Regions from separate parts of the Homo sapiens genome. Here all the other regions are linked to region 5. Evidence: chromatin loops called from intact Hi-C (ENCODE). Cell type or tissue: mammary epithelial cell. All regions are shown on one strand. Region 1 overlaps DGCR2 (DiGeorge syndrome critical region gene 2). Region 2 holds the start of UFD1 (ubiquitin recognition factor in ER associated degradation 1). Region 3 overlaps LOC105372859 (a long non-coding RNA gene). Region 4 has its middle 65 kb from the start of LINC00895. Region 5 holds the start of SEPT5-GP1BB (SEPT5-GP1BB readthrough). Region 6 overlaps CDC45 (cell division cycle 45). Region 7 has its middle 16 kb from the start of DGCR5.

Region 1 (4,000 bases), 610 kb before region 5:
GAACAAGAGGGAGACAGAGTACTAGCAGAAGCACACATGTCCACAGTTACATCACTAAGAAAATCAAAACATTTCCAGCAAAGAAATGCAGGAGAAATTCCAGCCCATCTGCTCGCACTACTCACAGCCCACTAAGATAGGTCTCCACCAGAGCAGTCTGAGACCCATCAGACACAGACTCCCACACCCGGGGTAGGGGACACCCATGCCCTGCTGGAGTGCCCAGAACAGAAGGTTCCAGCATCCCTGGCAGGCCTGCTCACACCTGGCAGTAAAGCCTTACTGCACATTCTGTCTTGGAAAGAGCTGGCAGCTGCTTCCCAGTGGGGCTTTCCCACAGGTCATTTCACCTTCCATACAAGTTGCTACTAGGAAAGGGAGATTTGTCCAGCACACTTCAAAGCAGCAGCAGCAGCAGAGGGGAGAAGGTTTGGAAGCCAAGGGCTGGCTGGGCTATTGTAACAGGCGACCACGCATCTCCAGGAGACCAGAGGTGTGGATGCTGGGTTCTGCCCTGGGCCAGCCATCTCTTCTCCAGATGCCCTCAAGAAGGGACAGAGGGCCGGGCACGGTGGCTCATGCCTGTAATCCCAGCACTTTGAGAGGCTAAGGCGGGTGGATCACCGGAGGCCAGGAATTCAAGACCAGCCTGGACAGCATGGCAAAGCCCCATCTCTACTAAAAATACAAAAATTAGCTGGGCGTGGTGGCGCACACCTGTAGTCTCAGCTACTTGGGAGGCTGAGGTGGGGAGAATTGCTTGAACCTGGGAGGCAGAGGTTGCAGTGAGCCAAGATCATACAACTGCACTCCAGCCTGGGTGACAGCATGAGACTCCATCTCAAAAACTAAAAAAATAGGGAGGACAGAGACCACTGTTGATAGCACAACTAAAAGACAAAACAGAGGGCATATTGCTCGGTGACCTTCTAAATGGAGGGGTCACCTCTGTCCTGAGGCAAGAGTGAATAATAAGGGCCTTGAATGGGGCCTCAGAGATGGCCAGCATCTGAGCCACCAGGGGCCATGGGCAGGCCTCTGGCAAGCACCCATTCTGAACAGGTGCTGCCCAGTGGGGAAGGGAGCGATGCACGCTCTGGAAGGCACACTGTACTCCGGGGCCCCAGAGGGACTTCGGGACCAGATAGCTTCATGGGATGTGCTATAACTCCAGAAAGGGACGCGGCTGGCGATGGAGGAGTGCATCATCAGAACACCAACCTGCGTCAGACAGAGAGCAGACCTGGGAGGGCAGAGCTAGGAAGTGAGGAAAGGCAGGACCTGGCATTCCAAACAGTGCACAGACCATCCCAGAACCAACTGTGATCACATCACAAACTCCCTGCCTTCTCTACAGTGCTCAAATGCCATCTGCCCTTTTATGGAGTCCAAGGGCCACCTCTAACCTTCCCGCAAAGCCCCACATCCAGGTTCTTGGGGGTCCCGGCTCACCAGTCCCTGCAGCTCTCCCCTGAAGCCCGTCTAGCCCCTTCCCCATCGCTGCCACTGCCCCGTAGCACCAGCAGGCCAGCACACAACCTCCCCACCCCTGTAGCTTCCTGGAACCACGCAGGGAGACTGGCTTGGAAAGACGCCCCAGAGATCCGTTGCGAGACAAACAGCAGGCTTCAGCTCCTGGCCCGTGCAACCCTGCTCAGCCTCGCCAGGCTGCTTCCTCCATCTGTAAAGCATGGAGGTGACCATCCTGCCCTGCCTATCCCTCCTGACTTCCACGGAGGTGATGAGGCCCAAAAGAGAAAATTACTCCAACAATGCTCAGCTGCTGAAGTTTCACATATGCCACCCTTAGGAACAATCCTGGGAGGTCCTCTGCAGAGATAAATGCTCTGAGAGGGACCCACAAGGGCAAAGAGAGGATGGGAGGCAGGAACCATGGCCAGGGGTTCTGTGCAGTTTGACCTGCCACTGCGTCTCAGCAGCAGGGGGCAGTGAAGACTGCTGATACCTGGAGGCCTGAGCATCCTCTGTACTGGCAGCCACCAGGCTACAGCACCAACGATGCCAGCATCTGAACCTCAAGCCACAAGGAGCCCAGAGGCCAGCCGGCTCCTCACCCATGAGGGCCCAGAGTTCAAACGGGAACAAGACATGTGTGGCTCATGGAAAATGATGAGATTGGAAGTTTCATTAGCAAAATGTGAAGGAAGGCCCGAAGCTGTTCTATGTATTGAAACCCCCAACTAGTCCAGCCAGCTAGCTTCTCAGAGGGGCTGACCCGCCTACTCAGTGTCCCACATCAAGTTGGCAGCAGCAGAATGGGCATCAGAGGTCAGGCTGTGGGCTCTTTGACCCAAATCCCCATCCCTGAAGCCAGCAGAGCCCCTGGGTGGGGCTCTGCATTCTGACTCCCTAGAGGACCAGGTCCAAACTTTCCAGTTCTGAGCCATTTCCTTCACCGAGACAGCAGTCAGCAGAGCCTCTGGGGGCTCACTGCACAAAGCCCAGGGATACCAGAGCCCCACCACCAGTCTGGTGCAGAGCCAAGGATGTACCAACATATTGTACTTTTTTTCCCTACCAGTGGCCAGTTACTAGAACAAAATATTTTACACCTGCAAACACTCCTGCTGTGGTTTTGAAATATGCCTGCAACTTCTTTGATATGGCTCCCTAAATGGCAGTAGCTCCCCAAACACATAACCACCAAACCCATTTCCAAACAGCCCCCGGGGCAAGTGGAATCTCTGAGTGAAGGCTCCACCCTCAGTCACTCCTCCCCTGGACCCTGGAGCTCCTGACTCCCCATCACCACCACTGGAGACAGGTGGCCAGCTCTCCTGCAACAGTGGAGAGGGAGTAGGGTTGCCAAGCGCTAGGGGAGTGCCAGCCACTTTCTCCCACAGCCCAAGGGGTCACAACACTGACACTGGGGAACACCACACAAGAACAAAGGGACAAGGCCTATGCTTCAGCATTTATTTCTCATAAATAACAAGCATTTTCTACCTCCAGGAGAAGAAGTGATCACCACCTGCTACCATCTATCTGTAGATGCTGTCCAACCAAAACACTGGCTCAGCTGCTCTGCCCTGTGGCTTCTCCTTAGGCAGATGTTTGGGAAAGAAGGCCCTGTTTAAAATAAGTTATCCTAGAAAAGAAGGGAAGGTCCTAAGAAAAAGGAAGGGATCATATAAGATGAAAGAAGAGAAAGGCAGGTCCACCAAGCATACCTATTCCATGAGTGACACTTTCAAGAAAAGAACAGCAACTTGCAATCAGTCCTTATTTCATGGGGGTTCGGGCAGGAGGGGCTACATACTTGGGAATAAGACCAGGGCAGGAGGGTGGGACAGAACTGGAGCGAGAGCTATCTCGCATCTGATGTAAACATCAGCCAGCAGTTTCATCCAACACTCGCACCACATTTCGATCATAGCCACAGGATAGCGCAGCCAATTTCTCTAAGAGAAAGAACAGCTGTAGTCAAATCAGATTCCTGAATGCTCATTTTGCATGTGCCAGGCAGTATATCAAGTGCTTAGAATACATTATTATGAATCCTTAAGACAACTCATTTGCTCCTTCCATGAACACCGCCGTGTACCTCCTAGGGGCCAGGTGTTGTACAGGACACAAGTGAGAAGAGCAGGAGGAGAACCATAAGGTGTCTGCCCCCACGAAGCTCAGATTTTACTAGGGAAGGAGAAGAACTTCGTAACCTTGGGGTAGGCAAGGATTTATTAGACAAAAACAGAAAGCATGACCATAACAAGAAAAAATGATAAATCAGACTTCTTTAAAATTAAAAAAGTCTTTGATCAAAAGCTTAGTAAAGATACACAGACCACACTGAGCACAGTAGCTCTCACTTGTAATCCCAACACTTTGGAAAGCTGAGACAGGAGGATCACTTGAGCCCAGGAGTTGGAGACCAGCTTGGGCAACACAGGGATCCAGTCTCTACAAAAATTAAAATAAAAATATTAGCCACATATGATGGTGAACACCTGTGGTCCCAGCTACTCGGTGAGGGTGAGGT
Region 2 (4,000 bases), 240 kb before region 5:
GCAGACTTAGGGCAGGAAAAGTTACTATTCAAATAAAAACAAGCACATACTCTTCCCTCCTTTCTCCACATCTGACCTGTCATTAGGCCCTGCTAGCATGGACACAGAGAAGCAGCGGTACTGTGTGGAGAAGCGGTTTTGGAAGACCCTGGGAATAGGGTGGTCGAACATGTTGAAAGAGAACTAGAAGGAGGAAAGAGAAACAAGTATTAAAACAAAGGTACATTTCTTCATGTCAAAAGCCAAAACATGTCAGAGTAATTAATGCTACTAAACATTGTCAGAGAACACAATGTACTGAAATCTTCAATGTAATCTTACTAAATACAAAACAGGCCATGCCAAGCCTGTCCTGAACCTTTTTCAGGGCTATGCTCCCATCTTCATCCTCAGGATCAAGGCCCAACCTCTTGCATACCTCAGAGACTTGTACTGACAGCCCCACAGACTCCTGCCTGGGCTAGTTCCTCTGCCTTGAACACTTTTCCTATTATCATTAATCTAAACAATATTTGTTAATTGAAACATCTCTTTATTGAGTGCCTACTGTCTGCCAGGCTCTGATATGAGCACAAGGGAAGCACCACTCCAGTGATGTCTGTCCACTAACAAAATAGATACCACCCCTGTCCTGGTGAAAATGACACTCAAAGCAAGAGAGATATACACTCCAAGCAACGGACACACACACATGTGTGTCTGGCAGTTCTGAAGACAAGCAGCAGGGTAAGTAGACACAGGGCTCCTGGGAATGCTATTTTAAATAGGTGGTTAGGAAGGGACTCTGCACAAAGACCTGAATGCTATGAGAGGGAGCCAGGCAAAAAAGAGGGAAAGACATTCCAGGCAGCAGGAAGAACAGGTACCCAGTGGTTGCACCCCTTCCCCTGGGTTCCAATTACCATCCTTTCCTTTCCCCAGGAAGCCTCTCTTGCTCTGCTGAGGGTCAGGTCTAGTGCCTCTCCAGCGTGCTCTCACAGCACAAAGTAGGTACACGTTACACTATGTTATGATGCTTTCTTACAGCAACAAGCAAAGCTAAAACATGATGCCATTAAAAAGATAAGATCCTAGATCTTAAACTGTAGACTAAGATGAGGCTTAGCAAACATGTATCAATTTGAAGGTTTTCTCAAAGTACAGTATTCCTCCCACCCCCCACCCCCATATCCACAGGGGATACATTCCAACATCCCCAGTGGACGCCTGAAACCACAGATAATACTGAAATCTATACATACTATGTTTTTTCTTATACATATCTACAATTTTCTTATACATATCTACAATAAAGTTTAATTTATAGGCTGGGTGCGGTGGCTCACGCCTATAATCCCAGCACTTTGGGAGGCAGAGGCAGGTGGATTACCTGAGGTCAGGAGTTTGAGACCAGCCTGGCCAACATAGTGAAACCCTCTCTCTACTAAAAATACAAAAATTAGCCGGGCGTGGTGGTACACGCCTGTAATCCCAGCTACTCAGGAGGCTGAGGCAGAAGAATCGCTTGAACCCAGGAGGTGGAAGTTGCAGTGAGCCGAGATCGTGCCACTGCACTCCAGCCTGGGCAACAGAGCAAGACTCCATCTCAAAAAAAAAAAAAAAAAAAAGTTTAATTTATAAATTAGGCACAGTAAGAGATTAACAATTAATAATAAAACAATTACAACAATATACTGTAATAAAAGTTATGTGAATGTGGTTTCTATTTTAATATTTTTGGACCATGGTTGACCTCGGGTAACTGAAACCACCTAAAATCTCACAGGAGGATATATATTCAAAAGAACTGGAGGCAGAATCAAGAAGAGATTTTTGTACACCCCGTATTCATAGCACAATTATTCATAATAGCTAAAAGGTGGAAGCAACTCAAGTGTCCAATGACAGATGAATGAATAAACAAATTGTGGTATGGTATATACATACAATGAAATATTATTCAGCTTTTAAAAGGAAAGAAATCCTGTCACATGGATGAACCTTGAGGATATCATGCCAAGTGAAGTAAGTCAGTCATAAAAGGACTTATATTTTATGAGTCCGCTTCTAGGAAGTACCTAGAGTAGGCAAATTCATGGAGACAAAGTGGAACAGAGATTGACAGGGGCTGTGAGGAGCAGAAAATGGAGAGCTATTGTTTAATGTGAGTAGAGTTTCACTTTTGCAAGATGAAAAAGTTCTGAAAATCTGTTGCTCGTGAATGTACTCAACACTATTGAACTATAGACTGAAAAACGGTTAAGATGATAAAAATTTGGTTTTTTTAACCACAACTAAAAAAAAATCTGTATTAGAGAAAATTTCTTGACTTGATTCCAAATATATATTTAGTAGAAGGAATGCCACCTACTGACAAAGCAGTTTACTAGCAACTCCAAAATTAGCAAGCTGAATTAGCCATCTCCCAAAATGCAAACATAGCATGTTCCCGCCTAAAATCTGGGATGGTTCTTTACTCCCTGGCACTCTAACACAGTAATTTCCAATCTTTTGTCTTTCTTCTTTTAAGCAGCATAACTGTTCAGCTAAATCTTGGCCAGAACCATAACACAGGAAATAGCGTTTCTGGGTGAACAAGGCCAGAACAGGGTAGGGGCTTGCTTCCCTTGAGTGCTTCTCACTAGCCAACCTATGTAAGCCATTTCTTCTCTTTGAATATAAAAGGTAAATCCGCACAAAGGGGCAACATACTTAACAACCTGCCTGCAGTTTACCCATGAACCCGACCTTCTGCCCCTTCTTTGCTGCTCCCGATCCCATCTCTCACTTTCCTTTTCAATCCCGAGACCTAGCACACTGCCTGGAACATATCAGGTATTCTTGAGTGGATGAACTCAAGAATAGAAATAAGCCAGGGTTTGACAGTGACACACTTGGGATAAAATCTAACAATCATTCCTTGTCTTTACTAAAATAAACAGGTGACAGGAAGACAATACCGTAGAGTGCTTTGCAGCCAGACAGACTTGGCTTCAACTCTCCAGTCCCTACTTCTGTGACTCGAATAAAGTACCTCTGTAAACGTTAGTTTTCTCATGTTTAAAATCATCATCATCCTTGCTTCCAAAGGGATTGTAGGGATTAAAAGAAATAAGCCGCGATGAGGGAGTACAGGTGTTAAAAGCTGTGTAACAGGAAATGTACCAGCAGGTATTAGCTTCCATCGTTATCATTACCGAACACAACACCGCTGTACAGATTCGAAGGCACGAACCCGTAGGCACGGAGCTCACGGAGCTGGGGCAAGAGCTGGGTGTCCCCCAAGAGCGGGGGATGCCCACTACGGATTCTCCCTGGGGAGCGCCCTGATTCTGTTCCCATCCCCAGCAACCTTGCAACTAACTTTGGGTTTATGGAAACCTGTTGCGCGTCCAGCACTTGGGAAACCCGTGAATGGACACAAACCTTCCTTTCTTTCGTCAAGGAGGGCAAGTCCGGCTGAGACAGAATGCGAGCCACGTTCAGGACCGGCGGACGCGACCACAGGCGGTTAGTGGTCAAGGGTCCTGCTTGTGCCCGGTGCGGCCGATGAGCCTGCAGGCCGGACTCAGGCCCGGGTGACTCGGCACCTCCGCCGCCGTCCCGCCCCGCCCTGCCCCGCCGGGCCCTACCTCAGGCCCCGGGCCAAGGCCCAGCCCCCGCCCGCTGCCCGTCAGCGCTTACCATGATGGACACCACCTGGCAGACTCCGCTCCTCTCAGGCAATGCAACGAAGAAACCCCGCCGACCGCTCTCCCAGCCGCCGCTGCCGCTGCCGCCGCGCCAAGCCGGTACGCCCCAGAGGCTCACCGGAAGTGCCGGACCCGAGACCCGGAGGGGGGGTGCCCGGGACAAAGCGTCGGCTGCAAAAGAGAAAAGGCCAGGCGAAGACGCTAGGCTCTAAAACACCCTCAGTAGAAGCATTAAAATGCCCTTTCGTGATTTATTTCCCCTTTTATAGGTATTTTTAAACGTTATTTTAAATTACGTGTTGACAGTATTCCCCTCCAGACGAATTTAG
Region 3 (4,000 bases), 420 kb before region 5:
AGGCAGAGCTTGCAGTGAGCCAAGATCGTGCCACTGCACTTTAGTCTGGGCAACAGAGTGAAACTCTGTCTCAAAAAAAAAAAAAAAGTCAGAATTTAAATATATAAAATCTATAGTAAGTCAGAACTGGGGTAATCCAGGCATCATCTGAGAAAGGGGTATAAAAAAGGTTAGATTTGTAGTTGATTGAATAATTGGTCCCAAGTCTTAAGGCCTTGTAAGAGTTCTATTCCTCTGCACTCTTGCCATGGCTTTGTAGTGGATTGAGGGTGCTTCTTCACCCCTTGGTTCCAGGTTTCACCCTGTGCCTTGCTTCAGCTCATTGGATGTTAGAAGTGTGATATGAGCAGAAATTTAACTGTCCCACATTGTTTGGATTGCACTCTTGCACTTCTGTTGTGTCCGTGAGTACAATTTGTCCCCCCTAGCCATTGCCTTTTGAGCTTGGAGCTCAGGATGGCATGTATAAAGTAGATCTCAGCCCAGTCTGCATCTTGGATGCAAGATTAGCTAAGATTGGCCAAACTCCAACTGAACCACTGACCTGTGAGTGAGAAAAAATAAGTAAATGAGATTATAAACTACAGAGATGTTGAGGTTGTTTGTTATGTGAAAATAAGAAATTCAAAATCAAAGTGGTTGGAACTTTAAATTATTTTGAACCTTAAAGAAATGTGGTTATGAGGCCCAAGTCATACAACAGGCAGCTGTAACCTAGGCAGCTGTAACCTTTGTTCCTCTAATTATGGATTAGCTTTTTCTTTACCTACATTGTTTTATAAAATGTTGTAAAAGACTAAAGGATGCCAGAGAAGACCCTTTCTCTCTTAACTGTTGATCTTCATTATAGATTAGCTTCCTTCTTTCTTCTCTTACACAATGACCTCACAACTATCACATTGTCTAAAATAAAATGTTAAATATTCTCTTATACTCCTTTAAATTGGGAAAGAAAACAAGCTATAACTAATAAAGTTGCAGTAACTCATAAACTACCCTTGTATGAAAAATGTAATTCTGTTAAATTTCTTTGTTTGCTGCCTATATAAGTAAGACCATAACCTTTCAGCTTGGGATCACTGACCCCATTCCTTTGGGGTCTGTATTTCCGGATATTCATCCTCAACTTTGTGCTTGCATAAACTCTTAAACTGGATTCTGATGCTTTAAATTATTTCAGGTTGACATACTAGTGACCCAGATGGGACCTGAAGTTAGCTTCTGCCACTGACTCCTGCTGTTTTGCTAACAGATAGGTGGTACCAGTACAGACTGTTGCTGGAGTTTATGGGAGCCCTAAGTGAGACCCCTCTTGCATTTTGAATCTCCCTGGCTTAGATGAGATTCGTATATTGTTCAAATGACCTGATTCCATACTCAATGGGGCTGGAATTAAAGTTCTACTTTAAATCTTTAAGGTAGGAGTTTCATTTCTTATCTCTCGAGAGATTCTGTTGTTTGCAGGTTTACGGTTTCATTCTTTTTTAAGGTTAAGGTTTTGTTTGCCTTACTTGCTAAAGTTTGCAACCTTTTCTCTCATGCAAAATCTGGTTAAAGGAAAAGCAGTTTCCCTTTAATAAGATATGAATTTCTGTGGCTTAAGCAAAATTGTGACCTTAAACTAGCCAGGTTTTGAAGCTCAGTTCAATTTGGCACATTTAAATTCTTTTTTTGAGTGACCAAAAATTTATAAAAGACCTTTATTGGCTGGGCACAGTGGCTCACTCCTGTAATCTTAGCACTTTGGGAGGCCGACGCTGGAGGATCACTTGAGACCAGGAGTTCGAGACCAGCATGGGCAACATAGTGAGACCCTGTCTCTGCAAAAAAATAAAATAAATAAAAATAAAAAAAAAATAATTAATTAAAAAAAAATCTTTATGAGAATGTGATAAGTCCTGAAGGCAACGTACACTGTTCATCCTGACCAAAAGGCACCTTAGGTGACTGAGGTCTTGTAGGAGTGCCAGAGATTATCACTTGTGATGAGAAATGGTCACACAGGGGATCCCCAAAGAAGAACATACAGGGAAATTTGCTTAAATTCAGTAAATATATATAAGGTACTGATGTCCCAGTGCCTTAAGCTCCCAGAATTTCTGGGTTTCACTGAGACACATAAGAGGAAAGAACTGATCCAAGGGTAACACACGGGGGAGCTATTCCCATAAATAATACATTTGATCCAAAACATCTTTCCCTTTCACTTAAGAGGAGAATACAAATTATAGGCGATCAGCTATCTAAAATAGAGTCCTCCTTGTGGAGAGGTCCATCTTTAGAGACTCCAGCTGGATACCTGTACAGTACTTACGGTTTTACTTCTTGTCATTATTTAGAAAAATTGTCTCTTGAAGAACTCACGAAGAACCAAAATTGCAATGGCCAAAGTAGGGTACTTTGAAATGCCTAAACTAAATTATTTGTGTGCTCAATTAGAAAAATCCGGTTCTGGCCGGGCACCGTGGCTCACGCCTGTAATCCCAGCACTTTGGGAGGCCGAGGCGGGCGGATCACCTGAGGTCAGGAGTTCGGGACCAGCATAACCAACATGCAGAAACCCCATCTCTACTAAAAATAAAAAAAAATTAGCCGGGTGCGGTGGCACATGCCTTTATTCCCAGCTACTCAGGAGGCTGAGGCAGGAGAATCGCTTGAACCCAGGAGGCGGAGCTTGCGGTGAGCTGAGATTAGGCGTCATTGCACTCCAGCCTGGGCAACAACAGCGAAACTCCGTCTCAAAAAAAAGAAAATAAAAAAGAAAAAGAAAAATCGGGTTCTAGGATAAAATAGAATAATTGGGAGATTTATTTTTAGAGGTATTTAGAAGCATCCAGAAGAGGTTCTGATAAAGTTACTTCACTGCAGGAGGAAAATAAAAGATTGCCTAAAGGCTGGGCACGGTGGCTCACGCCTGTAATCCCAGCACTTTGGGAGGCCGAGGCAGGCGGATCACAAGGTCAGGAGATCAAGACCATCCTGGCTAACACGGTGAAACCCCCATCTCTACTAAAAAAATACAAAAAAAAAAAAAAAAAAATTAGCTGGACGTGGTGGCAGGCGCCTGTAGTCCCAGCTACTCGGGAGGCTGAGGCAGGAGAATGGCGTGAACATCGGAGGAGGAGCTTGCAGTGAGCCGAGATCGCACCACTGCACTCCAGCCTGGGCGACAGAGCAAGACTCCATCTCAAAAAAAAAAACCAAACAAACAAAAGGTAGTCAACTGGCATAAAATATAACCATATATACAAAATCCAGAGTCAGTTATGTTATACTTTGAAAGATGTAAAAAGACTTTTAGACAATATTCAGGCTTATGTGAGGTGAGTGATGCTAATCATAAAAATGATACTTTCCTGGGCTGGGTGCCGTGGCTCACACCTGTAATGCCAGCACTTTGGGAGGCCGAGGTGGGTGGATCACCTGAGGTCAGGAGTTCGAGACCAGCCTGACCAATATGGTAAAACCTCGTCTCTACTAAAAATACAAAAATTAGCCAGGCGTGGTGGCATGCACCTGTAATCCCAGCTACTTGGGAGGCTGAGGCAGAAGAATCACTTGAACCCAGGAGGTGGAGGTTGCAGTGAGCCAAGTTGCGCCATTGCCTCCACCCTAGGCGACAGAGGGAGACTCTATCTCAAAAAAAGAAAAAGAAAAGATACTTTCCTCAACTCCAACTTTATGAATGTTCTAGATAAAGAATTCACTCTAATAGTAAAGAGACAGTGCCTTAGTTGGGCCACTTCTCAAACCCATGATTTGATTAATCTTGCTGACGGGTCGTTGTGTACTTTAAAGAAGAAAAAGATAAAGAGGCCATACCAAAGAATAAAGTGAGTAAAGTTATGAATTTGCAACTAAAACAAGTATCCACCAAGTGTAGACAGTCAAAATACCCCAATAAACCTTTGAACAGGTCTAATCCTTCAATCTGTAATAACTACAATAAAACTGGCCACTTTCCAAAAAAGATTACTGAAAACTAAAACAGAAGGAATGA
Region 4 (4,000 bases), 86 kb before region 5:
GTACTGTGTTCCCCCAAATTCACTTGTTGAAGTCCTAAGCCCTGCTCCCTTAGAATGTGGCTGTATTTGGAGACAGGGTCTGTAAAGACCTGAATGAATTAAAATGAGGTCATTAGTGTGGGCCCTGATCCCGTATGACGGGTCTTCTTCTTCTTCTTCTTTTTTTCTATAACATCTAAAGTGAGATTTATTTGTGTTAAGCTTTCAGAACATTTCAGAACATTTGCTGCGACTCAGGTAAAAATAGGTAAGTATTCACAGAATATGTTAAGTCTAGAGTTCAGAAAGTTATTTCAACTAAAATAGGTCAATCCTCACATCTGAAATCACTTAGACATTACTGATGTATTTGGAAGTGTTTCTGTATAGATATTTTAGGCTGACGGTGCTCAGTGCTTTAGGGGGTCAGGTAAACCCAGTTCTCGTTTGTTCAGCGGTGCCTCATTTCCACTACATAAAGCTTGTTCTCCAGTTCCACCACCAATGCCTACTTTACGTGATGTTGCACTGTGTTGGTGCCATGTAAGGTGATTATATTATGAAAGGCCTCTAGACCACCTTGTTCAAATGTAACAGCTGGTTTCAGTAATTCCAGGAGCAAGGGAACTGTCTCCAACAATTCTCAGGTTGATAAATTTGATTTTCCAAGTATTCTCCACAAAAGGGCAGCAGGTGAGCCCAAAACTTTGTTCAAAAATGCCCAAGCAAGTGTTCCCTCGATGTCCCAGCAGTTCCCAGCAGTTCCAACCATCACCAGCCCATGAAGAGAAGAAGTACATTTCTACATTGGGCTGAGAAAAAGAAATTCTTCTTTTACTAGTGACGGCAAACGGAGACTCATGATTTCTGTCCCATGGTAGTCCATCCCTTTTTTTTTTTTTTTTTTGACGGAGTCTCGCTCTGTTGCCCAGGCTGGAGTGCAGTGGCATGATCTCGGCTCACTGCAAGCTCCACCTCCCGGGTTCACGCCATTCTCCTGCCTTAGCCTTCCCAGTAGGGGACTATAGGTGCCCACCACCACGCCCGGCTAATTGTTTGTATTTTTAGTAGAGACGGTGTTTCATTGCGTTAGCCAAGATGGTGTTGATCTCCTGACCTCGTGATCCGCCCGCCTCGGCCTCCCAAAGTGCTGGGATTACAGGCGTGAGTCACCGCGCCTGACCTCTTTTTTTTTTTTTTTTGAGACAGAGTCTTGCTTGGTTGTCCAGGCTGGAGTGCAGTGGCGTGATCTCGGGGCACTGCAGCCTCTGCCTCCCAGGTTCAAGTGATTCCCTGACTCAGCCTTCCGAGTAGTTGGGACCACAGGCATGTGCCACCACACCTGGCTAATTTTTGTATTTTTAGCAGAGATGGGGTTTCACCATGTTGGCCAGGCTGGTCTCAAACTCCTGACCTCAAGTGATCCACCCACCTCAGCCTCCCAAAGTGCTGGTGTGAGCCACCACACCCAGCCAGTCTATCACGTTTTGTTCTGACTTGTTGTAATAGAATCTAAGCTGAGTCTATCACGTTTTGTTCTGACTTGTTGTAATAGAATCTAAGCTGGACATCATGCTGTGGTTCCCATTCATCTTGAGGTGGTCCCAGGAAAGAATTGTGAGAATTAAGAAGTCCAAAGACCCGGTGACAGAATTCTCCCAGGCAATGAAAATCAACCTTTTCAGCTTTTTAATCTTTTGCCTGCTGTCGAAAGAGCTGGATGTCCTCTGTCTTTGTAACTGGCTCTGGTGTTTCCTTCAATTTTGGCTGTGATTGCTTTTATACGCTAAATAAGACTGTGTTTTTTAGTAACTGGAGGTATAACAACCACCCCCTGGTGTTGCCAAGTACTTAAATGTGACCAGAAAGGTGGACGTTTTTACGCCTCAGAAGTTCTGCCCTTGGACTGTCCACTAACATTACATGAAAGGTGCTCCAAATCCTCAAATCAGCAAGTGCTGCCCATGACATGGATAATCCCGGAAGCTGCGCCATTGTCACTGCCACCACCTCCTGGCGGGCCCAGCTGCCTAAGCCTGTGTAGTGGTTCCGAAACGGGAAAGGTTCCTTTGTCCGCCTTGCAGGGTGTGGGATGGGGGTGTGGCTCGTTTCTTCTGTGTCCTGCTTCTCCCACCGCTAGAGGGGGCATACAGATGGGCAGGTTGTGGGGCTCAGGCCCCACAGCAGGGTCTAGAGATGAATGTTTACAGCTGAAGCCCCAGTTGGCGTATGCTACTGTTTGTTCTTTTAGTTTTGCTGTCTATAGGCGGCTTGTGTTAACCAGCTCAATTAGACCCTCTACTTGTCGCGTGGACAGAGGGCTTTCTGTATCCCGGGTTCTTGCCTTGGTGTACCGGAAGAGTCGGATCACACATGAGCTTGGATAATGGGTGCAAGGTTTTATTGAGTGGAAGTAGCTCTCAGCAGATGGGGGAACCAGAAGACAGATGGTTTTCCCCTGGAGTGGGGCAGCTGGGTGGCCCAGACACTCTTCCGACTCCCGGCCAAACTCCACGTCATTCCGCGATCAGTGGCATGCCTGTGCCTGTGGGCGCATTCCTCTCGCCAGCCGGCCACTTGTGGATTCCTCCGCCAGTGTGCTCCTCTCCACGTCCAGCCGCTCCTGTCTCTGCCTTGCTAGGGTCTGGGTTTTTATAGGCGCCCGATGGGGCGTGGCAGCAAGAGCGGTCTTGGAAAATGTAAGGCAGGAAATGCCTGTCCTCACTTAGGTCCGTGGGGGTGGAGCCTTAGTAAGAAACGGTCTTTGCTTTGGGAGGCCAAAGTGGGAGGATCACTTGAGCCCAGGAGTTTGAGACTAGCCTGGACAACACAATAAGATCCTGTTTCTACCAAAAAAATTAACCAGGTGTGGTGTTGTGTACCTGTAGTCACAGCTACTGAGAAGGCTGAGGTAGCAGGGTCAGAAAACGCCCTCCTATACCCGCACTTCCCTTGGCACTTCCCTTACCCCCTTCCGTATCATTTAAAGGGACCATGCTTCTCCCTTCTCAGCATTTCCGTATCAGTTTCAGAGCAGTGGATCTGCCATGGTGGCAGGGATTCCCCAGGATTCTGCCTAAGCGGGGTCTGAGACTAACTGGGTTCTAGGCCCCGAACCCCCTCCACTCCCAGGCTCCAGTGACCTGGGGTCAGCATGAGGCTTGGGAAGGAGTGGCTGTGTTCCATGGCACAGGTCTGCCCTTACATTGGTGGTCTTTGGGCTGCACCAGGCAATTGGTGACGGTGCTGCACAGGGCCATGAATCTCCTCATTGTCCAGTAGCCCAAGTAGGTTACGACAGCCCTCCGTCTCTGGAGAGCTGAGTCCTGACATCTCGACCCCCGGGACAGAGGGAGAGGACGATGGCAATAATGTTGCCCCTGTGGCCCACCAGGCCCGCACCTTGGCAACACACACCAGAAGTCATGGCAAGTGTTCTTATAAGAAGAAGAGATTAGGCCTATAATCCCAGTGCTTTGGGAGGCCAAAATGGGAGGATCGCTTGAGCCCAGGAGTTTGAGACTAGCCTGAACAGCAGAGTGAGATCCCATTTCTACCAAAAAAAAGTTAGCCAGGTGTGGTCTTGTATATCTGTAGTCACAGCTACTCAGAAGGCTGAGGTAGCAGGGTCACTTGAGCCCAGGAATTCAAGACCAGCCTGGGCAATATAGCAAGACCCTGTCTCTACAAAAAATTCAAAAATTAGCCTGGGACTATGCCTGTAGTCCCAGCTACTTGGGAGGCAGAGGTGGGAGGATCATTTGAGCCCTGCAGTGAGCTACGATCATGCGACTGTGCTGCAGCCTGGATGACAGAGCAAAACCCTGTCTCAAAGAAGGAGAAGAAGAGATTAGGACCCAGACAGGCACAGAGGAAAAGGAAAGACCCCGTGAGAACGCAGGGAGAGAACGGCCATTGACAAGCCAGGGAGAGAGGCCTGAGAAGGACCAACCCTTCCAGCCTCCAGGACTGCAAGGAGTAGGTGTCTGTTGTTTAAGGCGCCCAGCCTGTGGTACTTCAT
Region 5 (4,000 bases):
CCACTGCTGTTGGGTGCAGCCAGGTTCTCTTGCCCATTACTGCAGGGTGGGGACCCCCTCCTGCTGAGGTGCCCATCGTTTGAGGTCAACCGGGAGTCCACCTCACCCCATCCCAGGCCTCCCAGGCCTCCAAGCCCAGAGGAAGAAGGCACTGTGTGGCCAAGGAAGGGAGCCCCGGAGCAGGAGCCAGGCCAGGTGTCTGGGTGACCAGTGGGTCTGGGGGAGCTGGAAGCACATGGCAGCTTCCCTGCTACCACCGTTGCTGAGCCTCAGCCTGTCCAAGCATTCTTTTTGCTCTTTGAAAGGGGGCTGTAGAGGCATTGGGGGAGTTCCGTCACTACGCTCTGTGCCCCCACCTCCTCACAGGCAGCACCGGTGATCTCTTGGCCCTGGCTGCTGCTCCCAGAGCTGACTCGGGTGATTCTAAGAATGGAAGTGCCAGAGAGGCTCAGGCATTGGGAGGAGATGGGCGCAGCTGTGTCATATGGCTCAGGAAGCCCTGGGAGTATCTTTTGTCACTTGGGGACCAGAGAAAGGGGGTGGCAGGTACGGCCCCTTCCTTGAGGCTCCCCCAGGGAATCCACAGGCCCTGACTGGGCCCCAGTGGGTGGCAGGGCAGGTGGGTTGAACGCTGAGAGTGAGATTCTTGCCCTCCTGACCTGGGCCTCCCCAGAGGCTGTGCCTTACCAATGGGGAAACTGAGGCAGGCAGTCTGAGAGCCACACACTCTGTTAGACACCTCCTAGCCTGAGGCCTAGGCCCAGGGCTGTCTGTCTTCCTGGAGATGCCCTGGGCCTGAGATGCCAGCCTGTCTGGGTGGGTGCTGGGCTTCGAGGTGTGGACCCTCAGTTGGAAACTGGGTGGGACTCAGCCTAGAGGCTTCCTGCAGGTCAGGGCCATGGAAGGCTGGGGCCAGTGAGGAGGCTTTCTGGCAGCAAGGACTGAGGGATGCACTGGTAGAGCTGGGGGGCCTGGAGCTGCCCCCTTTCCCTGGGATGAAAGGCTCTCCTGTTCCCAGCTGTGGGCCTGCCCCTCCTCCCCAGGTGCCAGTGGTCCAGGCCCCACAACAGGACCAGGGCCTGGACAGGAAGTGGAGGAGGTCTCTCAGCCAGGAGAGCCTAAGGGAGGGCTGGTGGCGGGTGGGGTGGGGTGGGGTTGGGGCCTCCAGCTTCTAATGTTCTAATGTGCAGGGGCTTGGCCTGACCAGTCCTACCCTGGAACCTTTCCAGGCCCCATGTCCTGCTCCGCTGGGCTTGCCTGTTGGGATTCTACTGGGGTCATGGAGGTGGGTGGCCCACAGAGCGGAGCTCGGGAGACCCCCGCAGTCCCTGGAGTAGCCACATGGGAGGGAGGCCCGGCTGGCAGGAGCTCCCAGTCCCTCCAATCCTGTGGGTCAGAGCTGGTGAGGATGCTCAGAGGGCAAGGGAATGTCCACAGAAGCACGTGGGAGATGGGTCCCATCCCACCCCCACCCCTGTCTCTGAGGGCAGGGCCACCTGAGGGCTGCAGGGCAGCGCATGGGTGGCCGGCGTTTATTCAGCAGGCTGGCGGGGGCTTCCAAGTTTTGCAGGGACCTCCAGTACTCCGGCAGCCTGCACCCTTCCTTTCCCTTCCCTTCCCTTCTGTCCACCCTAAGCCTCCTAGGGGACAGGCAGGCTGGACTTCAGAAAAGGTGGGCTCTGCCCTCCTCCGGTCCCCCGAATGTCTTGGGAAAGAGTCCACCAAACACACATGCACACACCCGCGCACACGCACATACCCAATGCATGCACACACGTACACACACACGCATACACGCATGTATACACGCGCACACACGCAGGCATTACACACACACACATTACACACACACACCCGCACGGACGCGCACACACAAACGCGCGCACGCACGCACGCACGCACGGGGGAGGTCAGCCCCAAGCAGGGCTGGGGAGGGGTGCAGGGCGCGGCGTGTCTGTGGGCACTTGGGGCGTCGAGACGCCGCCGGGAGGTTTTCGGGCAAGTCTGCGAGAAGACGGCGGGCCCTGAACTGGGCGGGTACCCGCGCTGTTGCGCGTGGGTCCCGGGAGCGGCCTCCGGCGCCCTCTGGCGGGCGGAAGCCGCGCAGCACCTCTTGGGGGCGGGACGCGCGGTGGCTACCGACTCCCGGCCCGCCCCGGCCCGCGTGCAGGACCCGGTCGTCCCCTCCTGCTGTCCTGGAGCCCGGACTGAGGCCCCGGGGGCGCGGCAGGGCTCCCGGTCCACGCGAGCCATGGCCCGACCGCGCCTCGGCTCAGCCCTGCCCTCCGCAGCCGCTTTCGGGTGGCTCCGCCCGCGGCCCAATTTCCAGGCGACCGTTTCCCGGCGACGGCGGGCGGGGCCGTCTCTGCCGCCCCCCGCCGCGCGCTCCGCGGGCGCCTGCGACGCCCCGCCTCTGGCTCGGGTGCGGGAGCGGGGCCTGCCCGGACTGCGACGCCGCCACAGCTTGGGGCCAGTTCGCCCAGTCAGGGGGATGGCTCGGTCGGCCTCGGGGGTCGACGATCCCCCGGGTAGGCGACGTGCCCTGTCCAGGCCTCACTTCCCGCGTCCGCAAAACGGGGTGGACAACGCAGCCTAAGGCAGAGCCGCGCCAAGGTCCCTCGCTGTCGCCGGGCTCTGGCGGCCTGACCGGGCCTGGGGTCCGAGCGTGCCCCCGGGCCTGGGGGGGTCGCCGCGATGGACTCGCTGGCAGCGCCCCAGGACCGCCTGGTGGAGCAGCTGCTGTCGCCGCGGACCCAGGCCCAGAGGCGGCTCAAGGTGCGTGTGTGGAGAGGGCGGAACGTGGGTCTGTGACCCCGCGGGCTCCGGGACTCGGCATGGGGTCCCCGTCCCCGCGCGCCACGGCCCGCCAGCGCCTAGGCTCAGCCCTTCCCTCCGCAGCGGCCTCGCAGGTCCGCGGCCCCACGGTGGGGCGACGTGCCCTGTCCAGGCCTCACCTCACGCGACTCCAAAACGCGGCGGAGAATGCGGCCGTGGGACCCCTCCAGGGGCCCCAAGGGTCTGCGGGGGCTGGGCGCCTGGGCGCGCGGGCGGGGGAGGCTCGGCGCCGCGGTCTATAAATAGGCGCTGCTCCGCCACCGCCGCTGCCGCCGCCCCCGCGGCTGGATCCGGGCCAGGTGGGGCCTCCCGCCCCCTGGCACTCTCCGGAGGGGTGAGTGTCGAGGCCCCCAGCTTCTCCGGCTTATGGAGGGCCTTGAGTGTGTCCCAGGGGTCCCAATCCTGCTGCCCTCTGCCCGAGGAGGGAGGACATCGCCTGTGCCTGCTGCGGCCTGACATCTCCCCACGGAATAAATACAGTGTCGGTCCCTGCAGAGCCCTCCCTGGGATTGGGGCCAGGGGTGCCTTCTCCTGCCACCACCTCGCCTGCCTTCTTATCTCCAGGCTTTTGCCCACGGGCCCTCCCCTTATTTTTGCCAACGAAATGCCCCACCCTGGGAACCGTACCCTCTGCTGTCTCCTCATACCGCATTTGGTAAGAGACAGGGTATTGGGCTTCTGGAGAAACCTTTGTGTCCCTACCCTGTTCCATCCTGTCCCCAGGACATTGACAAGCAGTACGTGGGCTTCGCCACACTGCCCAACCAGGTGCACCGCAAGTCGGTGAAGAAAGGCTTTGACTTCACACTCATGGTGGCTGGTGAGTGGGCCAGGCTCCTCGGGGGAGTGGCTGGGGTCACTGGCCAGCCAAGCTCTGTCGTTGGAGCCCCAGACCTAACGCAGCTCCTTCTCTGTACCTGTGTGCAGGTGAGTCAGGCCTGGGGAAGTCCACACTGGTCCACAGCCTCTTCCTGACAGACTTGTACAAGGACCGGAAGCTGCTCAGTGCTGAGGGTGAGTGGCCCCCAGGAGGCCCTGGCACTGATCCCCAGTCCCCTTCCATGGGACCTCTCCAAGGACTCCCTTTCAGGTCCAGCTCCCACTGTTCTGTTCTCGCGGTGTGGGTCCCCTGGGGGTAGGGCCAAGGCACCAAGATGGATGAGGA
Region 6 (4,000 bases), 220 kb before region 5:
CTCCACCTTTTGTTCTCTTTGTCCCTGTATCAGGAGATAGTGGAGCAAACCATGCGGAGGAGGCAGCGGCGAGAGTGGGAGGCCCGGAGGTGAGTCTGTGCTTCCAGCTGCTCCCAGCACCAGAAGCCCACTTGCCTGGGGGTCTGTGGTGCCACCCATACCTCTGACTTCCTGTCTCAGGATAATTTATTGAGTTTAGAACCTTTGGGCCAGTGGCTCTGGGAGTGAACCTGTGGCCGCTGCATTGGAGAAGAGCTCCAGGTTGTTCGCCGGTCCCATGAGTGACAGGACAGCCCCAAGGTCTCCCAGGTACATGCCATCCATTAGAGACCATGGCCCTGGCTCTTTATTTTTATCAAGTTTTTCCAATGTAGATACTTTGATTTACAAATTATTTATAAGAAGTGCTCTAAAATGAAAATATTGGAAAGGTTATTCTAGCTTGAAGTGAGCATGCAGCAGCGCCCTTGAGGTGGGTCCCGGGGGAAGCCCTTGCTGGATCTCTCATGGAAGGTCTCCCAGGCCATCCAGCTGATGTTCCCCCTGTTTCAGCTGAGGGCATGCACTCCTGCCGCTGCCACAGGAGGAAGGCTGCCCCCTCGGATAAGGACAACGTAAGACAGGTGTGGTGGCTCATGCCTGTATTCCCAACACTTTGGGAGGCCCAGGCAGGAGAATCCAGGAGAGTTCAAGGCTGCAGTGAACTATGATTGTGCCATTGCACTCCAGCCTGGGTGACAGAGCGAGACCTTGTCTCTAAAAACAAACCAAAAAAGGATAATATAAAACCATTTCAGGAAGCATAAGGAAAGAAAAGTGAAAATAATCCATAATCACACTGCCTAATTAAAAGAGATTCTGGGTTTGGGTTTCTATTCCTGGGTTATACATACTTGTGCATATTTTACATGATACATCTGATTTTGCATCTTTCTACTTAATATAACCATTTAAAATAGTTCTGAACAGGCTTTCTAAACAGCCTAGTACTTAATTGGCAGTTTCCCTTCTTTTTGAAATGTAGGTTACTTCCAATATTTTGCCATTATAAATAAGGCTTCAGTGAATTACTTTGTGCACACAGCAAGTTTTGTCTTGCTTTTTCCTTTGAATTGTAATTATGGGACAATTTCTCTGAAATGGAATTCTGAACTATACCACTTTACATCATACATTGCCACTGGCAGTTTGTGTTAATTTCCCAACGTTACACATATACATTCTGCTAAAGAGTCAATAAGTGGCCAGGTGTTGTGGCTCATGCCTATAATCCCAATACTTTGGGAAGCCAAGGTGGAAGGACTGCTTGAGCCCAGGAGTTTGAGACCAACCTGGACAACATAGTGAGACTTTGTCTCTATTAAAAAATTTTTTTAAAATTAGCTGGGTGTAGTGGCACATGCCTGTAGCCCCATCTACTTAGGAGGCTGAGTTAGGAGGATCACTTGAGCCCAGGATGTCAAGGCTGCAGTGAGCTGTGATCACACCACTGCACTTCAGCCTGGGAGACATAGCAAGAACCTGTCTCAACAAAAAAGAAAAAACCAAGAGTCAATATGTGAAAACAAATAGTACCATGATTTAATTTGCATTTCATTGAATACTGTCAAGTTTAGCATTTTTCCAAAATATTTGGCTTCCTGTACTGCTACTTCCTGTTGAAGACCTGCATTTTATGTCATTACAGAAGAGACATCCTCTTTGACTACGAGCAGTATGAATATCATGGGACATCGGTAAGTATGAATAGGTGGAACTCACTATAAAGTTCTGACTCCAGGGGTCAGTGTCCTCAAATGTGAAGAAGAAACGTAGATTTTAGAGCCACAAAAGCCTGGTTTGAATCTGAGCTCCATGTCTTCCCCCTGTGTGACCTTGGGCAGGTGTTGCAAGCTCTCTGAGCCTTAAACATCTCCTCCTCTGTAAAGAGAATAATCCTCATTTCAGAGGTAATTATTAAAATGGTCGTTTGCACCCAATAGGTGATCAAAGAAGAGCAGCGTTTATTTTTGTTCATCAAAAACACAGAATGAGTTTGTACCAGTCTCTGTGCGAGAAGATAAAACGCTATAGACTTATAATGGCCCATCAGTGTGTGTCTTTTACAAAACAGAATTTAGTGTAGAAAACCTACTATGTCAATAGTGTTGAGCAGAGCTCAAGGCCTTAAGGAGCCCTAGAAAATAAGTTTCAATAAAACATCCTGTATTTAGTCTTAGAATTTAATACTGGGACCTTGAACTCTAAGCACCGTATTTCCAGTGTCCCTTTTATTGTCAAGGTTCCATTGTCCTTTGAAGGATCATCCTTTTGCTGTCTCTGCTCAGTCCTTGCTAATGGAAAATTCTAAACAGTTGGTGGGGAGGGTGCTGATGCTCACTTAGAGAAGATAACTCCCTCCAGATATATGGGGCCAGTTCCCTTGGAAATTCTCTCCCTGGAGGAAGCCCGCATCTCACGGCAAAGGGGATCTTAGGGTCTTCTGGTCAGACACCAGTCTTCCTCAAGGTCTTTTACCAAATAGAGACCCTCTGCTTATGGGAGTTAAATGCTCCGATGTGGACAGCCCTGTTGGAAAGAGAGGTGCTGAGGCCCCTCCCTCTTTAATATTCAAATAATTGGACCCAGGGCTCTGCCTCACCTGGCCTTCCTGGGAATGTGTTTGAGGACGCCAGCCAAGCAGGAGGAGTGTGCGGATGCAGAGCCAGGCAAATGATGGGGTCTCCTGGCCTTTGGGATTCAGTGCCTGCCTTGGGCATCACTGAGGAACACAGGGAGATACAAAGAGGCCCCAGCCAGTGCTGCACCCGGGCTGCCCCTACCAAGTGAATTCTTCCCTTGCTACAGGATAAAATATACAGACAGTAATGATTTTAGGTAGCAAAGGAGTTACTTTCAGTCTTCCTCTTCTCAGTTTAGCGTGTACTCATCCCACATGTCGGGCTGGAATCCACCCACATGCCCTGGCCAGGTAGACCCTCCATCCGCAGGGGTTTGCCAGGGCCCTTCTGGCTCAAGTCCAGTCTGGCTGCATGGCCCAGCCCCAGCACATGCCCCTCCCATGAGCCTTAGACTTCTCTGCTTCCTTACAGTCAGCCATGGTGATGTTTGAGCTGGCTTGGATGCTGTCCAAGGACCTGAATGACATGCTGTGGTACGTAGCCCCTGCGGCAGCTGTGTGGGAGTATTTGTTGCCTTGGTCAGTGCCACATAAGCAGCTCTGTCCTCCCACAGGGAGGGTGTTTCCCTTGTCCCCACCAGGAGTGTCAGATGCAGCCCCTTTCTGGGTATGTGTGTGATTTTGGTCTTTTTCCTAACTGTGAAGCCCTGGGAGCTTCACACAAACATGGGACTTGGAGTGTCGGAGAATGCAGAGGAAGAGAATACAGTACAGCTTCACCTTCCCCACTCCTGCTGCTCAGCCTGTACTCAGTAAAGTCAAGTGACAGGAGGAGTGTGAGATTTGAAGGAGGCAGCCTTTGCAGTGGCTCACATCCTTAATTCTACATCCGTAATCCCAGTACTTTGGGAGGCCGAGACAGGAGCATCACTTGAGTGCAGGAGTTTGAGACTAGCCTGGGCAATGAAGTGAAACCCTGTCTCAAAAAAAAAAATTGTCTGGGCATGGTGGCTCACCCCTGTAATCCCAGCACTTTGGAAGGTCAGGAATTCGAGACCAGCCTGGCCAACATGGTAAAACCCTGTCTCTACCAAAAATAGAAAAAAAAAAATTAGCCAGGCGTGGTGGTGGGTGCCTGTAATCTTAGCTACTCAGGAGGCTGAGGTAGGAGAATCGCTTGAATCCGGAAGGCAGAGGTTGTAGTGAGCCGAGACTGCGCCATTACACTCCAGCCTGGGCGACAAGAATGAAACTCTGTCTCAAAAATTAGCCAGGTGTCATAGTGTGTACCTGTAGTCCAAGCTACTCAGGAGGCTGAGGTAGGAAGATTTCCTGAGCCCAGAAGTTCAGGGCTGCAATGAGCTACAATTGTGCCATCGT
Region 7 (4,000 bases), 760 kb before region 5:
GATGCTGGACAGGCTGTGTGCAGCTCCCGGTTCTCAGCGGGTACAGAGATCCCAGGGAAAGCCGTGAGATGACTCCTGCACTTGTCCTGCCAGCAACCTGCAGGGGTGGGTGGGATCAAGAGTGACAGAAACCGCAGGCACCAGGCATCCCCCCAAAAGAGCAAGGGGGCTCTGGGTGATGTCCTGGAGGGGCAGGAGCAAGGAGGGAGGCCAGGGGCACCGAGGGCATCTCATCACATGGGCTCTGTCCCAGCCACAGTGCTGTCTCTCCCAGAGCCCTGTGTAGCCTCCTGCCCATAGGTGAAGACCCAGCCTCAGCTCCCTGCACGCAGCAGGCCCACCCATCCATCCATCTGTTCACACCAGGAAGCCCAGAGGCAGGTGGATGGCCTCTGTCCTGGCAGTGCAACATTGCTGGAAGCATCCTCCAAGAGTCACCCATCCCCACAGACACTGATGGAGGACAGCAATGATGCTTCCTGACAGCAACCACCATTCACTGAGCATTCAGCAGGGGTGGGTGTCAGGGTCAGCCTCCACCACGTCACTGTGGGAACAGCCCCCAGGACCCGCTAACTCATTTTATACATCAGGAGGAAAGCCAGGGAGCACGGTACACTCTCCAGCTACCGTGGGGCCAGCACACTGTCCAGCCACCTTGGGCCAGTGAAACGGAAAAAGTTCCCTTGTTGCCCTAGCAGTGTGTGTGAGAAGGGGAGTGGCTCGCTTCTTCAGTGCTCCACTGCCCAAACCTCTAGGGGAGCTTACAGACGGGCAGGCTGTGGAGCTCCGACCCCACAGCAGTGTCTAGGGGTGAAGGTTTACAGCTGAAGCCCCAGTGGGCGTGTGTCACGGGGGCTTTTTTAGTTTGTCGTCTGTAGGGTGGCTTGTGTTAGTCAGAGGGCTTTCTGGATCCTGGGGTTCTTGCCTTTGTGTACCAGAAGAGTCAGATCACACGTGGACTTGGAGAATGAGTGCAAGGTTTTATTGAGGGGAGGTGGCTCCCAGCAGATAGGGGAAGCTAGAAGGGGGTGGAGTGGGAAGGTTTTCCCCTGGAGTGGGGCCGCTGTGCACCCGGGCTGTCCTCCAACTGCCCCAGCCAAACTCCGCGTGGTTCTGCCAGTCAGTGGCCTGCCAGCATGCCGGTGCCTATCAGTGCGTTCATCTCGACATCCAGCCGCCCGTGTGTGTCTCCGCTGATGTGCTCCTCTCCACGTCCAGCTGCCTGTGTCTGCCTGCTAAGGTCTCAGGGGATTTTATAAGCACAGGATGGGGGCGTGGCAGGCCAGGGTGGTCGTGAGAAATGCAACATTTGGGTAGGAAGTGCCTGTTCTCACCTAGGTCCGTGGGGTTGGAGCCCTAGTCTGGGACCATGCCCTCCTCTACCCAGCACTTCCTTTCCCTGCTTCCGTATCATTTAAATGGACCACACTTTTCCCTTCCCAGCACTTGCCTTCCCTATCAACAGCACATTCTCTAGCCACCATGGGGTCAGCACACTCTCCAGCTACGTCGGGCCAGCAGCGGCTGGGCTCCAACTCAGGTCTGCACCAGACCCTCATTCTTAAACCCCTGCGTCTCGGCCTGCCCATGTTCCAGCTTCCCCAAGTCTTGACTCCCAATGTCCCAGCCTCCTTGAGGTCTCAGTCTCCCTGTTCCAGGCCTCAGCCTCCCCTGAGTCCCTGCCTAGCCCAGTTCCTACCTCCCACTTCCCCTCCCCAGGTCTCTGCTACCATGGCCCACCCAGCTGCACCCCCACCCCACACTTCTCCTGGGACCCAGGAGGCCACTCATGGGCTAAGCCTGGTGGCATCTTCATGTAAACCTTGCCCTGAGCACACGCCCGTGGCTGTGGCTGCTGACTTTCACTGTGCATATTAAATGCCATTAAGATGGTTGCGATTGGTTTTCAGTGTCCAGAGGACTGCAGCACACGGAGAAACAGCCGCCCTGCAGGGCCTCTCCCCGAGCTCTGGCGGGTGAGCCCTTGTGGGAGGGGCTGGGGAGCTGGGACCCATTTAGGGTGTGGTTGGGGGAGAAGGCAGGAGGCAGGTGGGACCTCCCCCGGAACCTCTCCTGAGACACCCTAAGGGCTGGGAATGGGAGCTACTTGGTGGGGGAACCCAGCAGGGGTTTCCTGTCCCCGGGCTCTGGCCATGACGAGGACCCTCCTGCTGTTGCCTCTCCCAAGGCCACTCGGCCCCTGCTCACTGTGCAACCTTACAGAGCAGCTCAGCCTCTCTGAGCCCCTCTGTCATCTTTAGCCACTGCCCACCAGAGTCCCCTTGGAGCTGCTGGCCAAGGCAAGGCTGGGCAGGGGCTTGACATAGGCTCTCACGCCTTCAGATGCCCTCAAATGGGATTCAACCCCGTCTTGGCTCCTGAGACCTCCCAGCCTGGGGTCTGAGGGTCTGTCCAGATCTGCAGGTAGATGGCTGGGCCTGCAGGGACAGAGGCGGCCGGCGGAGGGCAGCAGAGGGCCGCAGAACTGAGCGGCCGGCACTCACCAGGCCGGGATGTGGCCACCCTGCATGCAAGCAGCCCTGCCTCTGCCCTGGGTCTTGTCCCACCCCCCAGGACACCCAGGCCCTGGCTTGGCTGCGGCAGGGAGGCCAGGCCTCACCCCTCTCCCTCCTGACACCTGCCCAGCCACTGGCTTGGGCCGCCGCCCTCCAGGCCTCTCCTGCCACCCACCCCAGCACCAGGCCCCCTGATGCCCCTGCTTCCCTCCCAAGGGTCCCTCCTAGACACCATCCTGGCCCAGCCAAGATGCCAGCACAGGATCTCCCCAAAACACTCTGGGCCCTGGAGGACAGGGTGAGGCTCCGGCACCTTCCAGGTGGCACTCATGATGGACAATCTCAGGGGCCACACACCCTGGACCCACCTCCCCCAGTGCAGAGACCCCCACGGCAGGCTCTCAGCCGTGAATATGGACACACAAGGCTCCCGGGACATGGGCAAAGGGTTGACACTGGCTCATAGTGTGGGCACCATGTCACAGGGCGAGACGGAGACTCAGCCCCCAGGGTAGCGGCCAGTGCTGACCTTGGGCTAGGCCAGGGCCTGGCCATGCTGAACCAGGTCTGAGCATCCTCAGGGGCCAGCCTCTCCCTGTGGGGTCCCCACAAAGGTGGCCATGGGCTGTCCTCTGATGACAGGAAGCCCCCCTTCCCGTCAGCCCCGTCTGTCAGCTCCCTCTGCCCTGGGGTGAGGCCTCTATGGTGAGGCCCATGGTCCTGGCTCCAACCTCGCACTCCTCGGGACCCACTCCCATGCCCGGCTCCCTGCCAGACCCACACACCCAACCCAGCTAACACCAGCCCCACCCTGTCCTGCCCCACGGGGGCAGTGCCCTCCACTCTCCTTCACTGGTCCCCTCTCCGTCCTCCTCTCACCCACTCTTAAGAAACCTCCCACACATGAGCACCCGTCCGTCCCCACACCTGCTCACCAGGCCTGGCTGGGCCTGACCCTCTCCTGAAGTGAGGGCTGCAGCCTGGTCGGCTCAGCTCATCAGCACAGACTTGTTTCTGTCACAACAGCTGATGAGGACTGAGCAGATCATGGGCTAGCCAGGTCTCCATGGCCTGCCCCAGGCACCGTGATGTTCCAGGATGGTAAAATGAGGGAGGAGGTCCAGGTGGCTGACAGCTGGCTGAGGCAGAATGCGCTGATTGGCGCTGCCCAGAGGGGAGGTGGACCCCTGGGCTAAGGGAGCTCCAAGGAACAGAGCTGAACCCACCACTAACAAAAGATGGGCCAGAGCCAGCACCGTATGCCACAGCACGCAGAACAAAGGCCTCGTGCCCTGTGCCCAGCTGGCCGTGTGTCCCCTCCAGGCCCGTCACTGGGCTTCCTGACCGCCTCATCTCCACTGTCTCTGGTAGCCACCCTCATTGTACCCTTCTCCATGGTGCCCTCTGAATGAGGCCACCATGTCCGAGGGGACATGGATGACTCCAGCTGGCATGGCCTTGCCCATCCCTTGGGGCTGCAG

The links. Hi-C counts contacts between places; a loop is a spot of excess contacts. Peaks named below come from ENCODE experiments on the same cell type or tissue, not always from the same donor. Only the 100,000 strongest peaks of a DNase experiment are listed, where the experiment ranks them.
Region 1: a loop joins it to region 5, with 10 times the contacts of the local background. A loop is called at or near these places in 3 of 110 quality-filtered maps.
Region 2: a loop joins it to region 5, with 6 times the contacts of the local background. A loop is called at or near these places in 11 of 110 quality-filtered maps.
Region 3: a loop joins it to region 5, with 4 times the contacts of the local background. A loop is called at or near these places in 10 of 110 quality-filtered maps.
Region 4: it touches region 5 in a loop (11-fold over the local background); 22 of 110 quality-filtered maps call a loop at or near these places.
Region 6: it touches region 5 in a loop (13-fold over the local background); 9 of 110 quality-filtered maps call a loop at or near these places.
Region 7: it touches region 5 in a loop (20-fold over the local background); 3 of 110 quality-filtered maps call a loop at or near these places.

Annotation. Positions count from the first base shown.
Region 1 is chr22:19,104,481-19,108,480 of GRCh38, forward strand. The region is part of intron 1 of DGCR2 (DiGeorge syndrome critical region gene 2); the gene reads right to left. Among named protein-coding and RNA genes, the nearest start is that of DGCR2, 16 kb to the right of the region's middle. RefSeq lists an enhancer at 1,654-2,154. In mammary epithelial cell, a CTCF peak has its summit at 1,935 (motif pointing right); no DNase peak of the experiment used is centred here.
Region 2 is chr22:19,475,420-19,479,419 of GRCh38, forward strand. UFD1 (ubiquitin recognition factor in ER associated degradation 1) reads right to left here and starts at 3,774. Exons shown (of 12, transcript NM_005659.7): 1 at 3,664-3,774; 2 at 51-183. The coding sequence starts at 3,666. RefSeq lists a silencer at 3,541-3,610. In mammary epithelial cell, a CTCF peak has its summit at 2,390 (motif pointing left); a DNase peak (open chromatin) is centred at 3,742; H3K4me3 peaks cover 2,424 bases; H3K27ac peaks cover 2,978 bases.
Region 3 is chr22:19,298,033-19,302,032 of GRCh38, forward strand. The region is part of intron 1 of LOC105372859 (a long non-coding RNA gene); the gene reads left to right. Among named protein-coding and RNA genes, the nearest start is that of CLTCL1, 8.3 kb to the left of the region's middle. In mammary epithelial cell, a CTCF peak has its summit at 2,146; no DNase peak of the experiment used is centred here.
Region 4 is chr22:19,630,263-19,634,262 of GRCh38, forward strand. It overlaps the pseudogene LOC100129254. Among named protein-coding and RNA genes, the nearest start is that of LINC00895, 65 kb to the left of the region's middle. In mammary epithelial cell, a CTCF peak has its summit at 2,119; no DNase peak of the experiment used is centred here.
Region 5 is chr22:19,716,044-19,720,043 of GRCh38, forward strand. It overlaps SEPTIN5 (septin 5), which reads left to right. Exons shown (of 12, transcript NM_002688.6): 3 at 3,559-3,655; 4 at 3,763-3,849. It overlaps SEPT5-GP1BB (SEPT5-GP1BB readthrough), which reads left to right and starts at 1,177. Exons shown (of 12, transcript NR_037611.1): 1 at 1,177-2,775; 2 at 3,559-3,655; 3 at 3,763-3,849. RefSeq lists enhancers at 1,112-1,753, 1,754-2,394, 2,742-3,242, 3,243-3,743 and silencers at 1,810-2,229, 2,240-2,419, 2,396-2,566, 2,971-3,150. In mammary epithelial cell, a CTCF peak has its summit at 2,088 (motif pointing left); a DNase peak (open chromatin) is centred at 2,088; H3K4me3 peaks cover 947 bases.
Region 6 is chr22:19,494,294-19,498,293 of GRCh38, forward strand. CDC45 (cell division cycle 45) reads left to right here. Exons shown (of 19, transcript NM_003504.5): 6 at 34-89; 7 at 1,688-1,736; 8 at 3,093-3,154. Among named protein-coding and RNA genes, the nearest start is that of CDC45, 16 kb to the left of the region's middle. In mammary epithelial cell, a CTCF peak has its summit at 1,789 (motif pointing right); a DNase peak (open chromatin) is centred at 3,128.
Region 7 is chr22:18,952,127-18,956,126 of GRCh38, forward strand. No RefSeq gene overlaps it. Among named protein-coding and RNA genes, the nearest start is that of DGCR5, 16 kb to the right of the region's middle. In mammary epithelial cell, a CTCF peak has its summit at 2,449 (motif pointing right); no DNase peak of the experiment used is centred here.